2 separate regions of the Homo sapiens genome follow, and region 1 is linked to region 2. A link is an interaction called in ENCODE POLR2A ChIA-PET data of the cell type or tissue named here. Cell type or tissue: CD4-positive, alpha-beta T cell. All regions are shown on one strand. Each heading gives the region's core, and the rest is flanking DNA. Links, peaks and the distances in the headings are about the cores only.

Evidence for each region. ChIA-PET counts read pairs that join two places held together with the same protein. Peaks named below come from ENCODE experiments on the same cell type or tissue, not always from the same donor. Only the 100,000 strongest peaks of a DNase experiment are listed, where the experiment ranks them.
Region 1: POLR2A ChIA-PET joins it to region 2 with 5 read pairs; 5 of 35 experiments call an interaction of 5 or more read pairs at or near these places.

What each region holds. Positions count from the first base shown.
Region 1 is chr16:89,532,562-89,537,865 of GRCh38, reverse strand. SPG7 (SPG7 matrix AAA peptidase subunit, paraplegin) reads right to left here. Exons shown (of 17, transcript NM_003119.4): 9 at 5,230-5,304. Among named protein-coding and RNA genes, the nearest start is that of RPL13, 25 kb to the left of the region's middle. RefSeq lists an enhancer at 1,628-2,318. In CD4-positive, alpha-beta T cell, for the core only: no CTCF peak of the experiment used is centred there; a DNase peak (open chromatin) is centred at 3,225; H3K27ac peaks cover 875 bases.
Region 2 is chr16:89,432,820-89,438,187 of GRCh38, reverse strand. All of the region lies in intron 1 of ANKRD11 (ankyrin repeat domain containing 11), which reads left to right. All of the region lies in intron 1 of LOC101927817 (a long non-coding RNA gene), which reads right to left. Among named protein-coding and RNA genes, the nearest start is that of ANKRD11, 55 kb to the left of the region's middle. RefSeq lists an enhancer at 4,501-5,273. In CD4-positive, alpha-beta T cell, for the core only: no CTCF peak of the experiment used is centred there; DNase peaks (open chromatin) are centred at 1,618, 2,347 and 2,887; H3K4me3 peaks cover 778 bases; H3K27ac peaks cover 279 bases.

The DNA.
Region 1 (5,304 bases), core at 305-5,304, 100 kb before region 2:
TTTACTGCCACATTAAGGACAAAGGTAGGGGTGTCCCGGGTCACACTGGGACCAGGACCAGGACCCCAGCTTCCCAGGACCTCATTCACTGCCCAGACACTGGGAGCCTGGACCTGAAAGAGCTCACGGCAAGCACTGCCAAGCTCACATGCTGATGACTTTATTTTTCACAGACTGAAAAAACAGAGCCTGGCATGGTGACTCAAGCCTTGAGTCCCAACTACTTAGGAAGCTTGAGCCTAGGAGGTGGAGGCTGCAGTGAGCTATGATGGTGGCACTGCACTCCAGCCTGGGCGACAGAACGACACCCTGTCTCTGAAGAAAAAAAAAGTCGAAGCATAAAATGTTCACAGCAGCCTTTTCTGTGTGTGGCTGCACGTCAGGGGCCGTCGTCTTGCTTCCACCACCAGGGGATGACTACGTTGAAGGGAGGCCTGTGTGAACCGCTGGGCTTCCGCAGCTCCCGCGTGTGGTCAGCGCCGACGCTCCCCATCAACGCTTTCCAGCACAGGAGCCGGGACCTGGACGTCCATCGCCGGCGGTGCCTCCAGTGCTCTTTGACTTGCGCCCTTCCCGGGGGCTCTGGGGTCCGCAGGACACCGCCATGGACCGGCTGACGTAACCAACAAGGCTTGGGCTTTTCTCTTCCCCAGTGAGATTTCCCCACGACCGGCACAGCGTCGGCCCTATCCTGTGCGCTTCCATGAACGGAAGCAACAAAGCCTGGCCTGGGACCTCGGCAGGGCTGAGCATGCACAGCTGTGGCTCTGCATAAAGGGACTTGTTTAGAGCTGGCACTCAACAAGAGGCCTTCAGTCAGCGGATTCCCAGGCCTGAGCAAATCCGGGGGCGGAAGCAGCTATTCTTATGATGGCACAGAGAGGTTATGTGGAGAAGATCGTTTGATATACGCTTGCCTTTGGGCTCAAGTCACTCAAAAAGGTGGTCTCTATCTTCAGTGCAAAAGGCAACCCCAGCAGAGCGAATGACCCTCCATTGCCCTCCGTGACCCTGTGGGCTCCGTGAGACAGGAGCAGGCGGGGGTCTTTCCTCTGAGCTTCCTCATGGTCCCCTGGGAGGGTAGCTGGTCAAGAGAGGCACCTGGTTGGAGAAGAAGGCCGCAGACTCACAGGACGAAGACCTTGGTGTCCACGCCACACAGCCAGAGCAGCGCAGCCGCCCGCCTCGCCCGATCTCACCCGCCTCGCCTGCCTCGCCCACCTCGCCCGCCTCACCCGCCCTCACCCGCCTCACCCACCTCACCTCACCTGCCTCACCTCACCCGCCTCACCTGACCTCACCCGCCTCACCTCACCTGCCTCACCTGACCTCACCCGCCTCACCTGACCTCACCCGCCTCACCTCACCTGCCTCACCTGACCTCACCCGCCTCACCCGCCTCACCCGCCTCACCGAGAGTCCTCAGACTCTGCGGCCAGAACCCAAGGTGCTCTGCAGATTTCCTCAAAACCCAAACCACCCACCCATCCTTGAGCAGCCTCCAGAAGCAATGGTCAGAGCCACACTGAAGGCCACACAGCACCAGAGCGGCCACACTGAAGGCCACACAGCACCAGAGAGGCCACACTGAAGGCCACACAGCACCAGAGGCCACACTGAAGGCCACACAGCACCAGAGAGGCCACACTGAAGGCCACACAGCACCAGAGAGGCCACACTGAAGGCCACACAGCACCAGAGCGGCCACACTGAAGGCCACACAGCACCAGAGAGGCCACACTGAAGGCCACACAGCACCAGAGCGGCCACACTGAAGGCCACACAGCACCAGAGCGGCCACACTGAAGGCCACACAGCACCAGAGAGGCCACAGTGAAGGCCACACAGCACCAGAGAGGCCACAGTGAAGGCCACACAGCACCAGAGAGGCCACAGTGAAGGCCACACAGCACCAGAGAGGCCACACTGAAGGCCATACAGCACCAGAGAGGCCACAGTGAAGGCCACACAGCACCAGAGAGGCCACAGTGAAGGCCACACAGCACCAGAGAGGCCACACTGAAGGCCACACAGCACCAGAGAGGCCACATAAAGATGCTCTGCAGAGAAGCAGTACAGCGAGCCTGTAGGCTCCAGAGGCCTCTAAAACGCATGGTGATCTCCGCTTGAGGTACAGGGCAGCTCTCCCAGCAGAGGCGGTGGGGTCCCTGAACCCCAAGGACCCACCTCTGAGGACGGGTCTCTCCTCAGTGACACCTCAGACATCACAGAATCTGAACTGCTCACCCCACATCTCTGAAGACATTGTGTTCTCTGAAAACTCGACTCCCATGACCACTTGCTGTGTGTGCAGAAGGCAGCCATTCAGGTCTCGGTTGCTCACGCGTTAGTTCCTGAATAAGCGTGTTGAGAGACGACTGGAGACACGGGGGACAAGCAGCAGGAGAGGTGTGAAGCATTCTCCGCAAACGTCGTTGCGTCCTGCACACTGTCGGGAATCTCACTTTCATCTTCTAACCTCAGAGCTTTCAGAGCCTAGAGAACACTTCTGTGGGCATCAGTCTACCTGACTTCACAGCAGCCCAGAGGCAGACGGGAACGCGGGGCACCCAGAAGAGACGGGCGCCAGCACAGGGAACATGGAGCACCCAGAAGAGATGCATGCCAGCCCAGGGCCAAAGTCCTCAGCAGAGTCCACCGCCAGCGACAGGTGCAGCGACACTGTAAACCTCAAGGCACACCACAGCACTGCTGCACCAATCCTGCCAAATGCACTGCTCGACCTGATCCTGAGGACATGTCACAGTTCCAGAGATGACATTCCTGAATGTCACTGGCCTGTACAGTGTCACAGTCACCAAAGACAAACACTGAGGAACAGTGAAGCCCACCTGTAATCCCAGCTACTCGGGAGGCTGAGGCAGGAGGATTGCATGAGCCAAGGAGTTCAAGACCAACCTGGACAACACAGCAAGACCCTGTCTCAAAAAACAAGACCAACAAATGACACAGGAGGGGAAGAGACCAAGGAGACCAAACATCCACATCGGGGGGGCGGAAGCACCTGTGGATGGGTCTGGGGGGCAGTCACGGACAGCGTGGCCTGGTCCGAACCTGCAGACCATGTATGTCACAGTCAGCCTTCAGGGAGCTTGCAGGAAGGCATCAAAGAACACTCTGACTACCGTGGCAACGCTTCTGTAAGTCTAAAGTGATTTTGCAATGAGAGGTGGAGCAAGCTCCCCCTTAGCTGAGTAGTCAAAACTGGGCTGTGCATGTGTGCTAACACACACGACTCCAGACAGCCACAGGCAACAAAGAAAACAGGAAGTCAACGGCTCTCTCGGAGCCAGAACACTTGGGGAAAAAAAGTCTCCCTCATCTACAATACCTAAAATGTAACTAGAATTCTGATTAAAAATAAATCTTACAAAGCAGAGACTTCAGAAGATGCTTGTACTTATGTTAACACAGCCTGATTCACCACAGTCCACATGTCCACCGACGGGCAAATAACAAGACGCAGCCCCTACACACAAGGCAGCATCGTTCAGCCTCAAAGAGGAAGGAAATCCTGACACGTGCCCAGTACAGGTGGCCCCTAGAGATGTTATGTGCTTGAAAGAAGGCGGATAGCAAAGGACAGACACTGTAGGACTCCAATTCTATGAGGTCCCTACAACAGTCAAACTCAGAGACAGACAGCGGGACACAGGCTGCAAGGGGCTGGGGATGGAGAATGGGGAGGGTTGAATGGGGACAGGTTTTCGGTTTGAAGAGAAAGTTCTGGAGACACGTGGTGGTGGCGGTTGCTCAACAGTGCGAATATACTGAATGTCAATGAACTTCAGAATGATTAAAATGGTAAATCTATGTGAACGTATTCATTGTCTTTTAGAGACAGGGTCTCGCTGTGTTGTCCAGGCTGCAATGCAGAGGCTGTTCACAGGCGAGACCATCGCACAGCACACTCCCTAGCTCAGGTTCCAGCACTCCTTCTGCCTCGGCCTCCCCAACAGCTGGGAACACAGGCCTGCACCACCAAGCCTGGCTATCTATTTTACCACAACAATATCCACATAAAAAAAATAATAATAATCTTGCAAAACTAGCTCAGAAGAAAAATAATTCCATGTCACCTTTATTGGGTCAGCTCCATTAAAAAAAAAAATTGTCAAAGCCAGACCAGAAGTCATTTTCAAGGGGTCACAACAAATGGGGTGTCTCCCTCGCTGCAGTGCAGCACCCTGATGCTCTGCTCCGCCCTCTAACCAGCGTCACACCCTCTCCAGGGGGCACAGGGAGAGACGTGGCAGCACAACCAGACAGACTCATTACACCTAAAATTATGAGTGGCACAGCTCTTCCAGAATCTGTCTAGCAGTCCCTCTGGGTTTTGCTGCAAAGCCCCTAAAAAACAGTAATAATGAAAAAAAAAGCCTGGGTGCTAAGGCTCACGTCTGTAATCTCAGCACTTTGGGAGGCCGAGGCAGGCGGATCACGAGGTCAGGAGATCGAGACCATCCTGGCTAACACGGTGAAACCCCGTCTCTACTAAAAATACAAAAAATTAGCCAGGCGTGGTGACAGGCGCCTGTAGTCTCAGCTACTCGAGAGGCTGAGGCAGGAGAATGGCGAGAACCCGGGAGACAGAGCCTGCAGTGAGCCAAGATTGTGCCACTGCGCTCCAGCCTGGGAGAGAGAGCAAGACTATCTAAAAAAGAAAAGGAAAGATTACATCTGACGTACCACTTATATTCCTACTTGTCTTTTTTACTATTGTCTTGACCTTTTTTTAATTAAAAGCTGTGTTTTTTTTTTTTTTTTTTTTGAGATGGAGTCTCCCTCTGTCACCCAGGCAGGCTGGAGTGCAATGGTGAGATCTTGGCTCACTGCAACCTCCACCTCCCGAGTTCAAGCGATTCTCCAGAGTACTAGCGATTATAAGCACCTGCCACCACACCCGGCTGACTTTTGTATTTTTGTAGAGATGGGGTTTCAGCATGTTGGCCAGGCTGCTCATGAAATCCTGACCTCTGGTGATCCGCCTGTCTTGGCCTCCCAAAGTGCTGGGATTACAGGCGTGAGCCACTGCGCCGGGTCTGAAAGCTACATTTCTATTTTTTTTTTTTCTTGAGACAGAGTCTCACTCTGTCACCCAGGCCGGAGTGCAGTGACACGATCTTGGCTCACCACAACCTGTTCTGAAAGACATCGGAAAACCTCCTCTGATGGTGCAATGGGGGTGCGGGGCGCACGAGCACTGACCATCCATTTCTACCAGAAGCTGGTTGAGCGTCTGCTCCTCCTCCGTGTTGGAGAAGCCGGACATGGTGGTGGAGC
Region 2 (5,368 bases), core at 239-5,238:
TAGTCTTCATGCAGACACCAGTTGTGCCAGCCTCCTGGGCTGCGCACGCGGTTCGTGGACCCATCTCCAGTGCCCCTGCTGTGTCCAAGCTTGCGGTGCCCTCCTGGCCAGCGGGCTCTCCTTGGGACACTGCCACTTGCCTTCATGGTGGACTCTGCCTGGTGTTGGTGTCTAGAAATACAATGGACTTGTGTATATTCATCTTATATTTTGTATCCAGGAATTTTTCTTTCTACAGATGAGGAAACTAAGAATGATTTTAACCATGGCTGCCCAACTCCACAGCCCCCGGGCCTAGTTTGCATTATGCATTGCCCTGCACTGACCCATAGGAGATTGAACTGGGCATAGCGTCGAGGTGCCCTGGAGGGTGGGTTGCTGGAGCTGGGAGTGGCATTAGGAGTAGTGGAGAGGCATGGCGGAGGAGCGGATGCATGGGAGGTGCAGAGGCCAGTGAGAAATGAGAGTGGCCAGGGCACCACAGCCTCCCTACCAGACAGGAAGAGCCGGAGAGAGCTGGTCTGAGGGACAGCGTCTCTAGCCTTGAATCCATGGCTTTCATAAACCCCTTGGACATCTGGTGAGTGGGCTCTTGGGAGAGATGTCAGGTTGGAGAGAGCTCTGGAGGACTGTCTCTGGAGGACTGTTTGCTCAGGGGAGATGGTGGCATGCTGGGAAGTGAGGGGCTGCTCAGTGAGAGAGTGGGAGGCACAGAAGAGCAGAAAGAAGAAGAGGTGAATGAGGAGAGAGGAAGTAGGGGTGTGGAGGAGTCAGTGGGAGGCGGGAAGAGCCAGCCTGTTTGCTGCACTGGTTTGGGAACATTAGAGTGAAGAAAACAGATGTTGGGGCAAACAATACAGTCTTTCACTTTTTGGTATTTTTTTGGTGGCTTTTTAAAAAATTCTCTGTCATATTAGCATATTAGCATCATGCTTGGTTCATGGAATGAGAGGCCACTGTTGTTGGCCCTCTTCATAAGTGGACGTTCCTTCTCCATTTCCAGGTTAGAAGGTGTGTGCTGCGCTTTCAGTGATGGATCTGTTCGCTTCGTTCCCTTCCCTGTTGTGAAAATGGTCACACACAGGCTGATGCCGTTTGGGTGTGTGTTGTCGTTTTCTTCTGTGACATCTCCTTCCTCGTATGTCACTTTTTAGGATATTGGGGACAAATGTTCTAAATTCATCAACTTTGACCATCTTTTGTTTAAAGGAAACTACTTTGAGTTTCCTACTTTTCTCTCTTTTTAAAAGATGTGGTTGATAAATGTATATTAAATTTTATTCAGTTAGCTTAAGAAAGTAGATAAGTTTATTGAAGAGCAAAACACAAAGCTTCGGCAATACCATTGTCCAACCTTCAGGGGTCTCTAACAGTTCTCTAGTTATTAATTCCCTCACAGTTACCTCAGGGGATTAGAATAACTTTATTAAAACAAAAATATAGTAAAAGTTTTTTGGTTTTTCGCGTGTCCTCCGTTGACTTGTCAGTGTTGAGAGTTACTTTTTATTTTGTATCTGAAGGAGCAGCTTAGAGGAATAGTTATTCCAGGAAGAAGAGCTCTGATGGCTGATGCCCCTGCGTCTTCATTTCCGCCTGCTTCAGTCCTGCTCTTGCGGAACAGCCGTCCTGTTTGCTATGTCCCAACACCCAAGGCAGACGTCGCTTGAGGCTCTTGTATAATACTTGCTGTTAGAGACAGTGGTCTTTTCTGCTTGAATCTCTTGTTGATGAATGTCATCTGTCAGGAGAAACTTGGATTATCTTTTTTTTTTTGAGACCGAGTCTCACTCTGTTGCCCAGGCTGGAGTGCAGTGGCATGATCTTGGCTCACTGTAACCTCCATCTCCTGGGTTTAAGCAATTCTCGTGCCTCAGCCTCCCACGTAGCTGGGACTACAGGTTCTGAGCCATCACGCCCAGCTCATTTTTGTATTGTTAGTACAGATAGGTTTCACCGAGTTGGCCAGGCTGGTCTCGAACTCCTGACCTCAGGTGATCCACCCATCTCCGTCTCCTAAAGTGCTGGGATTACAGGCATGAGCCACTGTGCCCGGCCGAATTATCATGTTTTAATAGAAGAAAATTTTAGTCTACTTTCCCAAATGGGGAATCTTTCCTTTTGCTGGGGGGTCTGCAGTCATATTGTTGGAAGAATGTGTGACCCTGCAAAACCCTCTGCTCTCAGCAGCACCTGCTGGGCTGGTGGGCGTGCTCAGCACAGCTCCAGGACACAACTGGCTGTTCTTGAAACTTGCGGTGATTTAGAGGTGATGGGCGGCACCAGCACATTGAACTGAATGCAGAAGTTGAAGTGAAAAAGGCTTCCTGTTCCTTGAGCGAACAGACCGAAAGCGTGTGTGTGTGTGTGTGTGTGTGTGTGTGTGTGTGTGTGAAGAGCTGGTGGCTGTGGGTGCGTCAGTTGGTCTGTTCCTTGAGTGGACAGTCAGTTGGTCTTGGACTCCCAGCAGGACAGAACGAAAGTACGTCTGCGTGTGAATGTGTCTGGAATTGGTTCCTTCCGGTGGGTTCTCGGTCTCGCTGACTTCAAGAATGAAGCTGTGGACCCTCGCGGTGAGTGTCACAGTTCTTAAAGATGGTGTGTCCGGAGTTTGTTCCTTCAGATTTTCAGATGTGTCTGGAGTGTTTTCCTTCTGGTGGGTTCGTGGTCTCGCTGACTTCAGGAGTGAAGCTGCAGACCTTCGCGCTGAGGGTTACAGCTCATAAAGGTAGTACAGACCCAAAGAGTGAGCAGCAGCAAGATTTATTGTGAAGAGTGAAAGAACACAGCTCCCACAGCATGGAAGGGGACCCCAGTGGGTTGCTGCTGCTGGCTCATGTGGCCAGCTTTTATTCCCTTATTCGGCCCTGCCCACGTACTGCTGATTGGTCCATTTACAGAGCGCTGATTGGGCCATTTTACAGAGTGCTGATTGGTCCATTTTTACAGAATGCTGATTGGTTAGTTTATAAACCTTTAGCTAGACACAGAGTGCTGATTGGTGCGTTTTTACAGAGTGCTGATTGGTGAGTTTAGAAACCTTTAGCTAGACAGCGCTGATTGATGCATTTGTACAGAGTGCTGATTGGTGCATTTACAGACCTTTAGCTAGACAGAAGAGTTTTCCAAGTCCCCACCCGACCCAGAAGCCCAGCTGGCTTCACCTCTCATGAAGAGCTGGTGGCTGTGGGTGTATCAGTTGGTCTTGGGCTCCCAGCAGTTGAGTGTTCACACCTGGGCCTGCGCCCTGCTTCACCTAGCCATCCGCATGGACACTTCAGTTTGTCGTGGGTTTTCTTGTGCCTTGGTGCAGTCTCACCAGTTAGAGCATAACTTCCTCAGGGCAAGGCTGCCCCAGACAGCCAGTGTCCTCGCCGCGTCTCCATCCAGTGCTTTCCTGTCTTTGTTATTAGATGCTCATCAAACATGAGGCCACTACAAACTAGAAGACCTTGGCTAGAGTCCTGAGACCTTGTGTGTGTGGTGTGGCTGTGTGAGTCTCTGCCCATCCCACACGCCACTCTTTAATAAGAGCAGATTTTGGACCTCAGGAGACATCTGTTGTGGAATTTATAGGCATGGATTGTCGGGCCAGCTTTCCTTCTGCTGATTAGCTGCTGACCAGCCGCATGCTTCTGCAGCCTTACTGTGACAGGTGGGGCTCAGGTGGCCTGGGCAGGGGTGAGGCACAGGACTGCGCGGTGCTGCTCCTCCTGGCTGCAGCGACTTCGCTGGATTCTCTCATTTTTATGGCTTTCTTTCTCAGACTAGGTCTTTCCGACTTGCGTGGAGAAGAAGAGTATGAGAATTCTCAAGTTAGAGAAGAATTGCTTTATGGTCATTATTTCGACAACTGTATGACTGGGAGTTTGGGTGAGGAAGGGCTAGATCAGTGATTTTTTTTTAAATTAGATTTACTTGGAAAACATTAAAAAAATTGCAGTTCACCCCCAGACACACAGAATCCATAGTGTCTTGAGGAGGTGAGTGTGTGTAGGGTGCACCATGGGTGAGTGGCATCTTGGAGGCACTGGGGTGCTGCTGCCGTATGGCCCTTCTCTTGGTCCTGTTTGCATTTGGGGCCTGTTGTTTATTTCTAGTGGGTGGTGCAGGCCAGGCAGGGTAGGTGGGCATCCTCCCTTCTCTGTAGGTGACACACTAGGGGCATCTTCTCAGAGTAACCAGCTGGGAGCTGGAAACTTCTGTATTTAGAAGCCAGTGTCCATGTCCCCTTCTCCCTTATAGTGTGGTTAAACAATCAAATGTTAATACCAGATGTCGATGTAGCTGTTTTCTCAGGAGTTCTTGGATTCTGAGGCAGAGAGCAGCCCCTTTTCTCTCCACAGTGGGGCTCTGGGGCTGGAGAAGGTGGCGTGCCCAGTCCCCGCGTCCAAGCCCGTTGCTTCTCTCTTACTCTCGTGAAGGTGGCGTGCCCAGCCCTGCTGCGTCCAAGCCCGTTCCTTCTCTCTTACTCTCGTGAAGGTGGCGTGCCCAGCCCTGCTGCGTCCAAGCCCGTTCCTTCTCTCTTACTCTCGTGAAGGTGGCGTGCCCAGCCCTGCTGCGTCCAAGCCCGTTCCTTCTCTCTTACTCTGGTGAAGGTGGTGTGCCCAGCCCCCACGTCCAACCCTGTTCTTCTCTGTTGCGCTCCTGCTGCTCCTTTAGGGAGGCCTTTTAGTGTTGCTGGAGCTGGGACTGGTGGCCAACGCCGTGTCTCTGTTCTGAATAGTATGTTTGAAAGCCTGTCGGTGGTAGTGAGGTGCAAAGAAAAAGGAGTCTGAACTTGGCATGCTGTTAGGTTCCTGTGCTGTCAGGAAGTGGAAAGTCTGCAGAGGAGACAACGGACACTTTCTTCCTAGAAATGGACTAATTAACTTGTAGGTTAGCAGACTGAAAGAGCCTGGAGGGATCCATATGTTAGGGCCAAAGGATCCGGCCAGTCATGGCCACTCAACTGGGCCTTGTCATGAAACCCTCTTGAAGGGGAGGCCTCCTTACTGTCTTCCTTTTTCATTTCCAAATTACTCTTGTCCATAAACTACATCTTATGGTGAATATCCATCTGTTCTAAAGAAGCTGAATGGATCAAAAGGGTAAAATGCTCAGAGGCCAAGGGAGAGCTGTTTTTATTATGGCAATGCTTGTATATAATGTGGCCTGTGTCCATATATTTCGTGTGTGTGTGTGTGTGTGTGAGAGAGAGGAGAGAGAGAGAGAGAGAGAGAGAGAGAGAGAGAGAGAGAGAGAGATAGGGTCTCTGTCACCCATGGCTGGAGTGTGGGGCTGTGATAAAGCCCCCTGCAGCCTCGACCTCACAGGCTCAAGTGATTCTCCTGAGTAGAGACTCAAGTGATTCTACTGAGTAGCTGGGACC